3 separate regions of the Homo sapiens genome follow, and all the other regions are linked to region 3. A link is a contact called in ENCODE Hi-C or POLR2A ChIA-PET data. All regions are on one chromosome and are shown on one strand. The core of a region is the stretch at or near the end of the contact, and the rest is flanking DNA. Distances in the headings are between cores, read along the strand shown. Region 1 holds the start of NDUFB2-AS1 (NDUFB2 antisense RNA 1). Region 2 holds the start of BRAF (B-Raf proto-oncogene, serine/threonine kinase). Region 3 holds the start of CREB3L2 (cAMP responsive element binding protein 3 like 2).

Evidence for each region. Hi-C counts contacts between places; a loop is a spot of excess contacts on that map. ChIA-PET counts read pairs that join two places held with the same protein, here RNA polymerase II (POLR2A). Pooled maps may share reads with other maps.
Region 1: a loop to region 3 is called in a map of CD4-positive, alpha-beta memory T cell, with 16 times the contacts of the local background. The contact joins the promoter of NDUFB2-AS1 here to the promoter of CREB3L2 in region 3. A Hi-C loop is called at or near these places in 1 of 168 maps with a recorded cell type or tissue (CD4-positive, alpha-beta memory T cell) and 6 of 50 pooled maps. POLR2A ChIA-PET finds 5 or more read pairs at or near these places in 1 of 52 experiments (activated naive CD8-positive, alpha-beta T cell).
Region 2: a loop to region 3 is called in a map of B cell, with 20 times the contacts of the local background. The contact joins the promoter of BRAF here to the promoter of CREB3L2 in region 3. A Hi-C loop is called at or near these places in 3 of 168 maps with a recorded cell type or tissue (B cell, CD4-positive, alpha-beta memory T cell and CD8-positive, alpha-beta T cell), 1 of 37 single-sample maps with no recorded cell type and 8 of 50 pooled maps.

What each region holds. Positions count from the first base shown.
Region 1 is chr7:140,695,494-140,698,946 of GRCh38, forward strand. NDUFB2-AS1 (NDUFB2 antisense RNA 1) reads right to left here and starts at 1,584. Exons shown (of 2, transcript NR_024454.1): 1 at 1,422-1,584; 2 at 1-1,327. NDUFB2 (NADH:ubiquinone oxidoreductase subunit B2) reads left to right here and starts at 1,215. Exons shown (of 4, transcript NM_004546.3): 1 at 1,215-1,349. The coding sequence starts at 1,252. RefSeq lists an enhancer at 1,224-1,533.
Region 2 is chr7:140,923,594-140,927,239 of GRCh38, forward strand. It overlaps BRAF (B-Raf proto-oncogene, serine/threonine kinase), which reads right to left and starts at 1,336. Exons shown (of 18, transcript NM_004333.6): 1 at 973-1,336. The coding sequence starts at 1,110. LOC105375536 (a long non-coding RNA gene) reads left to right here and starts at 1,499. Exons shown (of 5, transcript XR_002956518.2): 1 at 1,499-2,909; 2 at 3,478-3,596. RefSeq lists a silencer at 1,159-1,228.
Region 3 is chr7:138,000,586-138,004,066 of GRCh38, forward strand. CREB3L2 (cAMP responsive element binding protein 3 like 2) reads right to left here and starts at 1,501. Exons shown (of 12, transcript NM_194071.4): 1 at 1,019-1,501. The coding sequence starts at 1,120. LOC124901752 (a long non-coding RNA gene) reads left to right here and starts at 1,722. Exons shown (of 3, transcript XR_007060551.1): 1 at 1,722-1,805. RefSeq lists enhancers at 526-1,124, 1,041-1,180, 1,125-1,722, 1,271-1,360, 1,451-1,520 and 1 more.

The sequences.
Region 1 (3,453 bases), core at 334-2,833, 2.7 Mb after region 3:
ACAGTTTCTCTGCCACAGTGTCTGCGCCTGTCCACTTGCAGGCATTAATTTTGGTGAATATGAAGAGAGTTAATATAACCAGTGTGTCCTCTTCTCCATGGCAGCGCCCAGGGACAGACCTGCAGTGACCACCACCTGCCCCTCTCTGCCAGGCCCAACCACGGGCTTTCTTCTCAGAGCTGAGCTGATGTGGCCGTCTGGCTGACTAGGAGGGGCCCGGGGTCAGCCTGGAGGGGGGGTATTTGTAAAGCTTAATTTCTCTTTTTTTTTTTTTTTAGGTAAAATCACAGTTTATCCCTGCACCTTCATAGATTATGTTGCTCGTCTTAGAGACCACCAGGCAGCGAATGGAGTCAAGCCCTTGCGCTCTCCGAGAGTCCTGCCCTGACTACAGGACTAGTTTCTCCCATTCTTTCCTTCTCCAGGATAAAGTTCCTCATTCCTGTCTTTTAGTGAGCAGTATGGTTTAGGTGGACAGAGATTCCTTTGGTGCAGTTTTTTTCAAGGAGGTGATGTTATTTTTTCCTTCCCAGGTCTTGAGGGGACATTCAAAGCAGGCAGAGAGGGGTTGGGATGGCTCCAGATGGCTGGGAGGGAGAACACCAGCTGGTCACGCAGCCCCTCGTGCCAGTGCGCATCAGGTACAGTGTGGAGGCGGGAAAGGGACAAAAAGACGGCAGTCTCTTCCCTGAGCCTATGCCAACCCAGCCTTAAAGCCAGTGGATCGAATCAAGCCATTTGTGGCATTATCTATTGCTGCGTACGAACTTAGCCTGGCACAATGCCTGTAATCCCAGCTACTCGGGAAGTTGAGGCAGGAGAATCGCTTGAGCCTGGGAGGCAGAGGTTGCAGTGAGCCGAGATGGTGTCACTGCACTCCAGCCTGGGTGACAGAGCAAGGCCTTGTCTCAAAAAGAAAAAAAAAAAAAAAAAAGAATTATACACCACTCAGTTTTAGGAGGGGCAGAACACGGGGAGAGCCCTACAGGATCAGAGGGGCAACCAACAAGCTGTTTCAGAAGGCATGGGGCAGCTCAGCAACCATAAGTTATGCGTGGGCTTTGCTCTCGGGAGAGAGGTTTCCTGCAGCCGAAGGACTCACAGCTAATCTGGGTCAGGAGCGGCTGCCGGCTCCCCCACTCCTGGAGATGAGCGACTCTGTGACGTCACGGGAGGCGCGGGCGGAGCGCCGGGGAAGCGAAGTAGGCAGGGGCGAGGCGGCTGGGGACCGCGGGGCGGACGGGAGCGAGTATGTCCGCTCTGACTCGGCTGGCGTCTTTCGCTCGCGTTGGAGGCCGCCTTTTCAGAAGCGGCTGCGCACGGACTGCTGGAGATGGTGGAGTCCGTCAGTGAGTGTGGGGCTGGGGATGGGGGCCTCGCCGGCCTGTAGCGGACAGCGCGGGTCCCTGGGACGCTCTCACCTTGACTGGGGCGCCTGAAGAGGCCGCGTCCCGAGGCATGCTGGGACCTGTAGTCCGCGTGTCTCCTGAAGCCGCGACTCGAGGAGAGGGACCCCGCTGGCCGGAGGGAGAGGGAGAGACTTCGCTGGGCAGATGGGACACCGTGTGCAGGGCCGTCATGGTAGTAGGGGCCGCCTGCCCTCGGGAGACGCACGCGTGAATGCGGAGCGGGCTGAGCCAGTCGGCGCCGGCGCGGGCGGTCCAGGCGGAGGAAGCAGCGTGCGCGGCGGGTGTGGACGCTCCTGGAGCGAGGCGGGGGGCGGCGGCGGTGAGGCCTAGGGAGGGCGCGGTCCAGGGTCCCGGTGCCTGGCTGCGGAATTTAGGGTAGAGTCTGTTCGGCAGCCTTTAATCGGAGACGTCACGTGGCCGCTTTTTAATGCTGAAAAATCACTCTGGCTGCAGGGAGTGGAGGCTGTCGCCCAGAGAGAGCGCCGTCGGGTGAGAGGAGCAGAAAGCCGGAAGCCAACGCTGGGGCAGCCGTGGCGTTTAGGAGAGTGACAGGCAGAGCCGCCCGCGAGGTGGCCCGAGACGCAGACCGGAGGGCGGAGGGCTGGGGGTGCGAGGTAGGGAGCGGGTGCGAGGTAGGGAGCAGCTGCCGAAGCCGAGTTAGTGGTGTGCAGAGATTCCGTAAGAGCAGGACTGGAAAAGAGTCATGGATGATTCCAGGTCCCTTAGATCATCAGCTACACTTTACCAAGAGGCAGTGTGGGGTCGTGATTCCAAGCGGGATTCTGGCCGCACAGTGGCTGGGTTCAAATCCCACCTCTGCCACACTCCAGCTGTGGGACCTTGGAAAAGTTTCTTATTCTCTTAATGCCTCAGTTTCCTCACCCATTTGGCGTCCATTTGCAAGGAACTAAATGAGTTACTGTTATCTAAAGCGTGTTTGTGTGTTTTAGGAGATGGGGTCTAACTCTGTCAGGCAGGCTGGAGTGCAGTGGCGCGATCCTAGCTCACTGCAGCCTCTAACTCCTGGGCTCAAGTGATTCTCCAGCCTCGGCCTCCCAAAGTGTTGGGAATACAGGCGAGCCACTGCGCTTGGTCTCACTAAAGTGTTTAAAACAATTGCTGGTGCCTGCTAAGGACCGTACAAGTATTCTTTAACTGTTGTTGTTATTAAGGAACTGAGGCCCAGGAAATGAAAGGAGTGACTTGCCTGAAGTCCCACATGGATGAAGAATCTGGAGCTGGGGCAGGTGTGGGGTGGGCAGAAGGCAAAGCCCTGTGTGACTTGGGCAAAGACAGTGATGGAGAGCCATGAGCGACAGCCCTTGGTCCTGCATGAGGAGATGGGGGAATGCCGATCTTCCCTGAGGTGCTGGCTTGTTCGTAACACACACTTGTTTCAGAGTGTGTGATAATTAAGTGCATAAATGTTTATGGAGCATCTTCTATATGGCTGCTCCTTTCTAGGTGCTGAGGATATAGCAGAATACGAGAGAGAATGAAGTGTACATTCTGGAGAGGAGAGACCAGTAGAAAAGAAAGACCTTTTTTGAGTACTGTTAAGGGTTATGAAGAGAATACAGCTGGGGATTAATATGGAGAATGCGTGGTGTGGGAGTAGAAGGGATATTGTATTTGGGGATGGCGTGGGAATGCCTGGGAGTGTGATTTGAAGCGGGACCTGAGGGATGAGAAGTCAGCCATGCAGAGACCTCAAGGGAAGAGCCCGGTGGACATAAGAGGGCAGAGGAGGCATCAGGTGGAGAGGCCAGAGCCCGCAGGGTTGGCAGGAGGCCAGGCTGGAGTGGAGCGTAGGGGAAGAGTGGGAGAGACCAGGTCACAGGGACAAGTGTGGGGGCCGGATTAGAGGGGGCTTTGGAGGACTCGGAATTTTATTCTAAGAATCACAGGGAGCCATTGGAGTTTTAAAGCAGGAAAGTAATGTGGTCTGATTTATTTTTTAAAAATGTAACTTTGTCCAGGCGCGGTGGCTCACACCTGTAATCCCAGCACTTTGAGAGGCTGAGGCGGGCGGATCACCTGAGGT
Region 2 (3,646 bases), core at 86-2,585, 2.9 Mb after region 3:
ACAATGGACGACTAGCCAAAAAGTGCCAGTAGTGCAAGCGCGAAAAGAGCCAAGTGAAACCTGATGGAATCTTGACAGCTTCTGGGCTCAGAAAACAAGTAGCTCCAAAGTGTCCAGGAGGATTTGTGAAGATAACAACAGACAACAATGTTAGGGAGTGGTGAGATCAAGTACAGAGCCTCAAGAGGACCAGGGTAAGAGAAGTGCAAAAATGCTCTTAAGTGGGAGCTGGGGTTAGAAGGCAGGCAGGTCCGACAACTGGAAAATGAGCGGGCGGTAGATGGGAATAGAATGGGGGTTACCAATCAGCGACAGAGCGCTGACAAACATTAGGAACAGAGGACCAGAGACCAGAAAAGGCATCGGAAACTGCGATTTAGGATTGAAAAAGTAAAGACTAAATCAAAATAATTTGCTGGGTAAAACAGGTGAAGAGAAATCCCCAAATAGAAAAGTGAAAAAGGGCAGCGGACTGAGAAGGGGGGCAGTCCGGGAGAGGAGAGAGGAAATGATGAGCCCCATCATCCCCACGACCATGTAAGAATTACACGCGACAGTAACTCGGGCTGTTGTCTCAGCCCCAGCAACTAACCTATATCCTCCACGTCGAGGCCGCCGCCGCCCCCACCCCACAGAGATGCAGAGCTGGATACTTCAGCCAATCGTGACCTTCTCGGACCAACCCTGAGTTTCGCCCCCTATTGATAGCCTCCCGCTCAACCACCGCTGCCCCAATCCCCACATCTGGGGTGGGGGCCAGGGAAACCCCCCGGGCCATTGTGTGTGTTTACGTAGGAAGGCGCTGCATGACGGAGAGGGACACGGGGGCGATGCCCACCTCCCAGCCCGCGGAGCTGGCCCGAGAAGGTGGCTGAGGGCATCAAGCCCCCACCGCCGCCTCTTTCCAAAATAAACACCAGCCAGCCGCCGAGCCCGGAGTCGGGAGGGCGGCAGGGTGGCGCCAGCACTCACCTCCTCCGGAATGGCAGGGTCCGCAGCCGAAGAGGCCGCGGCGCCGGCGCCGGCGCCGGCCTCGGGCTCCATGTCCCCGTTGAACAGAGCCTGGCCCGGCTCCGCGCCGCCACCACCGCCACCGCTCAGCGCCGCCATCTTATAACCGAGAGCCGGGGCCCGAGCGGCCGCTGTCGGGCGGGGAGGGGGAAGGGAGGCGGAGAGCTGGGGGAGGCGGAGGCGGAGGCGGAGGCGGAGGAGCGGGGGGCGCGGGGGGCGCGGGGAGGAGCGGCCCGGGCGGCGCCGCGGGCGGAGGGCGCCTGGGCCACCTCAGGTACCGGCCCGCGGCCCCGGGCGCAGCCGAGCCTGAGGGGATTGGGGGAAGGACGCTAGGCGGGGGTGCGGGGGGGAGCGGGGGAAGGGGGCGGAGACGACGAGAAGTCGCCGCGGCAACGGCGTCACCCGCGTGTCACGGTCGTGACGTCACCCCGGTGCGTGACGTAATCTGAGGCGCGCCTTCGCGCCGTCGTCCGGGGAGGGTTTTTTCCCTTCTAACCACCCGCGCTCTCACACTTTGCCTCCGCTCCGCCGTTTCCATGGCTCCGGTTTCCTACTTTCCTCTTGTCTCCTCCGTCCTCAGCCTGTTCTGTAATGTGGGATTTACTAGAAGAGCAGGGCTGGTGTTCGAGGAGGAGAAGTTGAAATCCTAGAGGGAGGAAGGCGGGGAAGCCAATACTACTTGCTATTTCCACTGCAATGAACGTCTCTGTGTCATCAAAATAAGAACTTCAACCCCAAGGTTGAAACAGCCAAGCAGAATTTGATGGAAATATATTTAGGAACAGCTAAATTAGCAGTGCGACGCGTGTTTTCTTTTCATTGAAGAATTCAGCCAGTTAAAACGAGTCTAAATGGAAGTCTGAAAGCTTTTTCTTCATTGTTGAGGAATAAAATATTTCGTGTATTTTTCGTTTTCCAGATTCATTCATTTAACAAATATCAGTTGAGCACTTTCCATGCCGTAGGGCCTGTACAAGGCACATAGCATTCTAGACATCTGAAGCATCAAAACTAATCATTTTTATTTTGAAGAAAATCACTCAAAATATTTTATGTACTTTGTGCCTTTCATGAACAGAATATTCCAAGCATTCTCTGCAAAATACGCATGAAAACAATTGGGAGAGAAGAGGTCAATTATCTTTGAGAAGCCCAATTACAGAATGAAATTCAATTCATTATTAAAAATACATGGATCTAATAAAGAATAAATAATTGGAAAAGAAAAGTTTAAGGAAGAGAGAAACGGGAATGAGAAACAATTACTGTGGGCTCCCAATGGCCTGGAGTGAATCACCAAAGTAACCTAAACATGAAGTCATGAAAAACTAAGTGGATTCTGCCTTTTAGTACTTCCCATCATGGGGGAAGTCACCAGCGACCTCCTTACTGTATTTTGGATGATTCAAGAAATAGAAAGGTGTCCTACTGACTTCTGAAACAGGGTGTCTTCATATTGATTAGGGTCACCGTAAGCCTGGGAGCTGATGCTTACTCTCAGGTAAAGGATGCTGTGTGAGGCTGCTTGATGAATGAGAATACTAACATTCTTCTGCATTGAAAAAATATAACCTATAAGATGAACATTGTAGGCCGGGCGCAGTGGCTCACGCCTGTAATCCCAACACTTTGGGAGTCTGAGGCGGATGGATCACCTGAGGCCAGGAGTTTGAGACCAGCCTGGCCAACGTAGTGAAACCTCATCTCTATTAAAAGTACAAAAAATTAGCCTGGTGTGGTGGTGCACACTTGTAATCCCAGCTACTCAGGAGCCTGAGGCAGGAGAATCATTTGAACCTGGGAGGCAGAGGTTGCAGTGAGCCGAGATTGCACCACTGAACTCCAGCCTGGGCAACAGAGCCAGACTCTGTCTCCAAAAAAAAAAAAACATGAACATGGTATGCTTTGTTAACTTCATTGTACATTCTCCTCCAAGTAGGAAAGTTTCTATGAGGAAATAAATTTAAATCAAAAAGTGGCTTGGCAAATGTAGAGTAAATGATCACAAGGGATGATGTCATCAAGCTAAACTAATCTGAAGCACCCTTTACTATAAGGACATACTTAGAAGCAGACTGAAATAGCACCATTAGCCAGTCATGGCACCTTTTCCCCTTTCATCACCCTTTCATCACCCTTTCATCAGAAACACAACTGGCAAGATTTTTGTTAATTCTCTAACTGTCCTATTTCATTTTTAAAAAATTAGCTGCTAAAAATGTTATATCATTATAACACTTCCTTATAACATTAAAAGTTTTAAAGGCTTTTATCCTCACATTGGTTCCATTTTGAATTCTAGCCTTATTTGTCAGTATCAGTCTGTAGTTCAGATCTTCCATGATTATTTCTCCACAGGATGACTGGTCTCATCCATTTAATATTGATTCTTCTTAGCGTTCTACTCATTTGACATTTTCTGACCTTGCCTTAAAATTCTGGATATATCCTGTTTTACTTCCTTAGGCCATTCTAAAGTCCTACAGTATCCAGATGAGAAACGAGAGAAAGCATAAGCTTTGGAGTCCAAAGATCAGGATTTTAGCGTCAGCACTCCACACCTTAGCTATACAATCTCAAAGCAGGTAAGCTTAAATCCCTGTTTGTTGTTTTGTTTTTTAATCTATAAAATGAA
Region 3 (3,481 bases), core at 251-2,750:
TTGCGAAAGTTTCAAATATCTTGGTACTGACCCCATTAAAAAAGCGTGAAGGGGAAGCAGCCAAGCCTCCAGTGGTTTTCTCATTAGTGTCCCCCCTCACCCCAGCCCCACCCCCATTACAAACGTCTGCATGGATAAGAATCAAACAAAGAGATCTTGCATAAAGTCCTATGATCAGTGCTGGCTATTGAAAACAAAATTTCATTTTGCAAACTTAATACCAAAAACTTGACATTAAAAACTTTAAAAGAAATGTGCGTGCTCTGGGACAGCTTAATCCCCCAAGAGATCTCTGAGGCATTAGTATAAGACTGAACAAGCAACTGGTGAGCTGTCCCACCTTCCCCAGAGCCTTTCTTAAATATGCAACTGTCTCAGATTTTCCATACTCCTCTGCTGGTTTTTCCTCCGAAGAGGGAGGAAGGAGACTTCTTGGTCGTACAGTTTAAGAAAGCAAATAAAGCCGCCTTTCTCCCTAACGTAGAGGAGCCCTTTCAACACACACACACACACACACACACACACACACACACACACACACGTGTACTTTTTAAAATATAAATATGAAAGAAGAGGAAGGGAGGGAGAGAGGGAGAGAGAATACGAGACAGATGAAAAGGAAATGCTACTTAATCTTGTCCAGTTTTTGAAAACCTCAAAAAAAAATCAATAGCAAACTAGGCGGAGGCATGTTATTCTCAAAACACACACTCCCTCTCCCGCATTACAGTACTGTTAACAACAGCAAATGATATTACAGATGGAAAAAGCCTCAGGGAAAAAAGCATGAATTGTTAAAGGAATACAAAGTGGCATTACTCTCATGAGAAATGTAAAGGGGCCAGCTGCCCGCCTTCATCTGCTCAGACATTAAAGTACACCTCGCCCAGGACCTCTTGATTCTGACCATGCCCTGCCCCAAACCCTGCCTTCCCGGGTCCCAGGACTCCAGCTGCTCCTCGCGTGACAACACTTGCCCGCTTTGAAAGCCCTCCTGCCCCGCCCGCCGGGTCCTCACCGTGTGGTACATGAGGGCCTCGCCGTCCCCGGGCTCTGACAGCTCGCTCAGCTTGCGGTCCCACTGCAGCACGCCCTGCTCCCCGCTCTCCAGCACCTCCATGGCGGTGCGGGCCGCGCTGGGCCGAGGATGCTAAGCGCAGGAGGGGACGCGCAGAGCTGCCTCGGACCGGCAAGGTTCCTCTCTCTCCGCGTGTGCTTGCGTGTGTGCGCGCGCGTGTCTGTAGTTTTGCACTTGGAAAGCAAACGTCTGCTCCTCTGCCGGAGAGAGGATGGCCAAGCGCTCCCGTCCGGTGTCCTCGGAGATCCGAGAATCCCCAGGGACACGAGCCGGACCAAAGGCTGCCGGGGCTAAAGCGGGATGTGCATCCAAAATGAAGGCAGAAGACCCGCTCTCATCCCAGGAAAATCCCTTAGCCGCAAGCCCACTTGCCGCTACGGCTCCAGACACAAACTTTGAGGGACCCCAGGGCTCCTCGGCTCTGCTCCAGGACCCAGCTGCGGCCCCACCTCCCTCCAAGGCTTGACCAATTGGATATCCGCCTTGCCTAGCAGACCCAATCAGAAGTCTCATTCTCGGCTTTGTCCCGCCCCCAAAGGCAGAGGCCGCGGGAAGTCTCCGCCCACGCCTTGGAATGTAGCCGGGGAGTGTCTGTGACGTCACCGAGGAACTCCTCCTGCTTGAGCGCGGCCCGCTGTCTGCTGTCGCCTACAGCTGACCAATAGAGGGCTTGGGTCCGGAAGTGATGGACTGGAGGCTTGACTAATGTGAAAGGGGCGTCTGAAAGGTACAGCCAATGAAATAGCGACAAGAATACATTTTGTAAAAGAGGGAGGGTGAGTTCAGTCCTCTTGCTGAGAATCCTCAGAAATTTACCAGCGCGCCGACAGGGGGCGCGAGAGTTGTTGCGCGGGGGGCTTAAACATTTTCGAGTACTTTAGTTCATTTGAATCTCTCGGAATTTTTTTAATGGATTACATATTATACAAAAATACAAATATTCCTCATGCACATACATTTATATTAGTGCAGCTCTAGGAAATTGTCATTGTTCTTCACCTTTTTCGCCCATTTTCTGTTGGGTTCTTCTATTTTTTATGGACTTCACTTATTGTATGTTTTTCTTTCATCTGCTTGATAAGAGTCAATGGCATGCTTTTCCAGGTCCTACAGAAGTGAGCCCAGTCCTTGAATTCATAGAGCTTTTATCTCAGAGGAGTCAGGCAATAAACAAAGAAATAAACATTTAAATTCAGAAAGTGGAAATTGCTATAAAGAAAAATAAAAGCAGGAAAACAGGATGCGTCAAGATCGATGCTATTTTACGTGCTGATCAGGGAAGTTCTTCCTAAAGGAAATGAGATTTCGGGGGAAGCTGGTATTCACGTGATTGCTGGGGAGGCCAGTGTGGCTGCAGCAGAGGTGCTTGGCAGGGAGGGGTGGGAAAGGCCAGAAAGGTGAGCCAGGGCCAGAGCACCAGGCCTGCCTCCTAGAATAGGGAAGAGATGGCCTGTTCTAAAGGAATTCCCCCGAACACTGTGATTCTTCTTCCTCCTTTTTAATTCCAAAAATATAGTTTACCTATCTTAAATATAAAAGCAGGTCTTTGCCAGTTAGCTCTAGAAGTTTCTTACAATGGCACATTCAGGTATTAGCTATTGTGTTGTTTCCTTGGCAAGTATTTTTTGGCGGGTGGAGACAAATGTCTTTGAACTCTATGTTGTCTTTAAAGCAGCAGTTTATCATATAAACTATTGCATTTGTCTGGTCCTATCTTCTGGGGTCTTTTGAGATTTTTTTTTTTTTTTTTTTTTTTTTGAGACAGTCTCACTCAGTTACCCAGGCTAGAGTGCAGTGGCACGATCTCAGTTCACTGCAGCCTCCACCTCCTGGGCTCAAACAGTTCTCCTGCCTCAGCCTCCTGTGTAGCTTGGACCACAGATGTGCACCACCACACCCGGCTAATTTTTAAATTTTTTGTAGAGGCAAGATCTCACTTTGTTGCCTGGGCTGGCCTCAAACTCCTGGGCTCAAGCAATCCTCTCTCCTGAGTCTCTCAAAGTGCTGAGATTTAAGGCATGAGCCACCACGCCCAGCTTTTGAGATTATTTTAATGCTTAAATAGAAGCTCTAGTTTATGGGCACACACCTTCCTTATATAATAGTTTTCTCATTTTTCTCTTAGGTTCTTGGTTTTTCTTTTCCAGCCTGGTATCCCCTTCATCACATTCTTTCCATAGATTGCTCTTTCCATTTTTAAAGACCTTTCTTATTTTTTTAATCTGTCACTCAATGTACAATGGGATTACATCCACATAAACCCATCATAAATTGAAAATATCGTAAGTCAAAAATGCATCTACTATACCTAACCTATCAAACATTATAGCTTAGCCTAGCCTACCCTAAGATGTGCTCAGAACACTTATATTAGCCTACAGTTGGACCAAATCATCTGGCAAC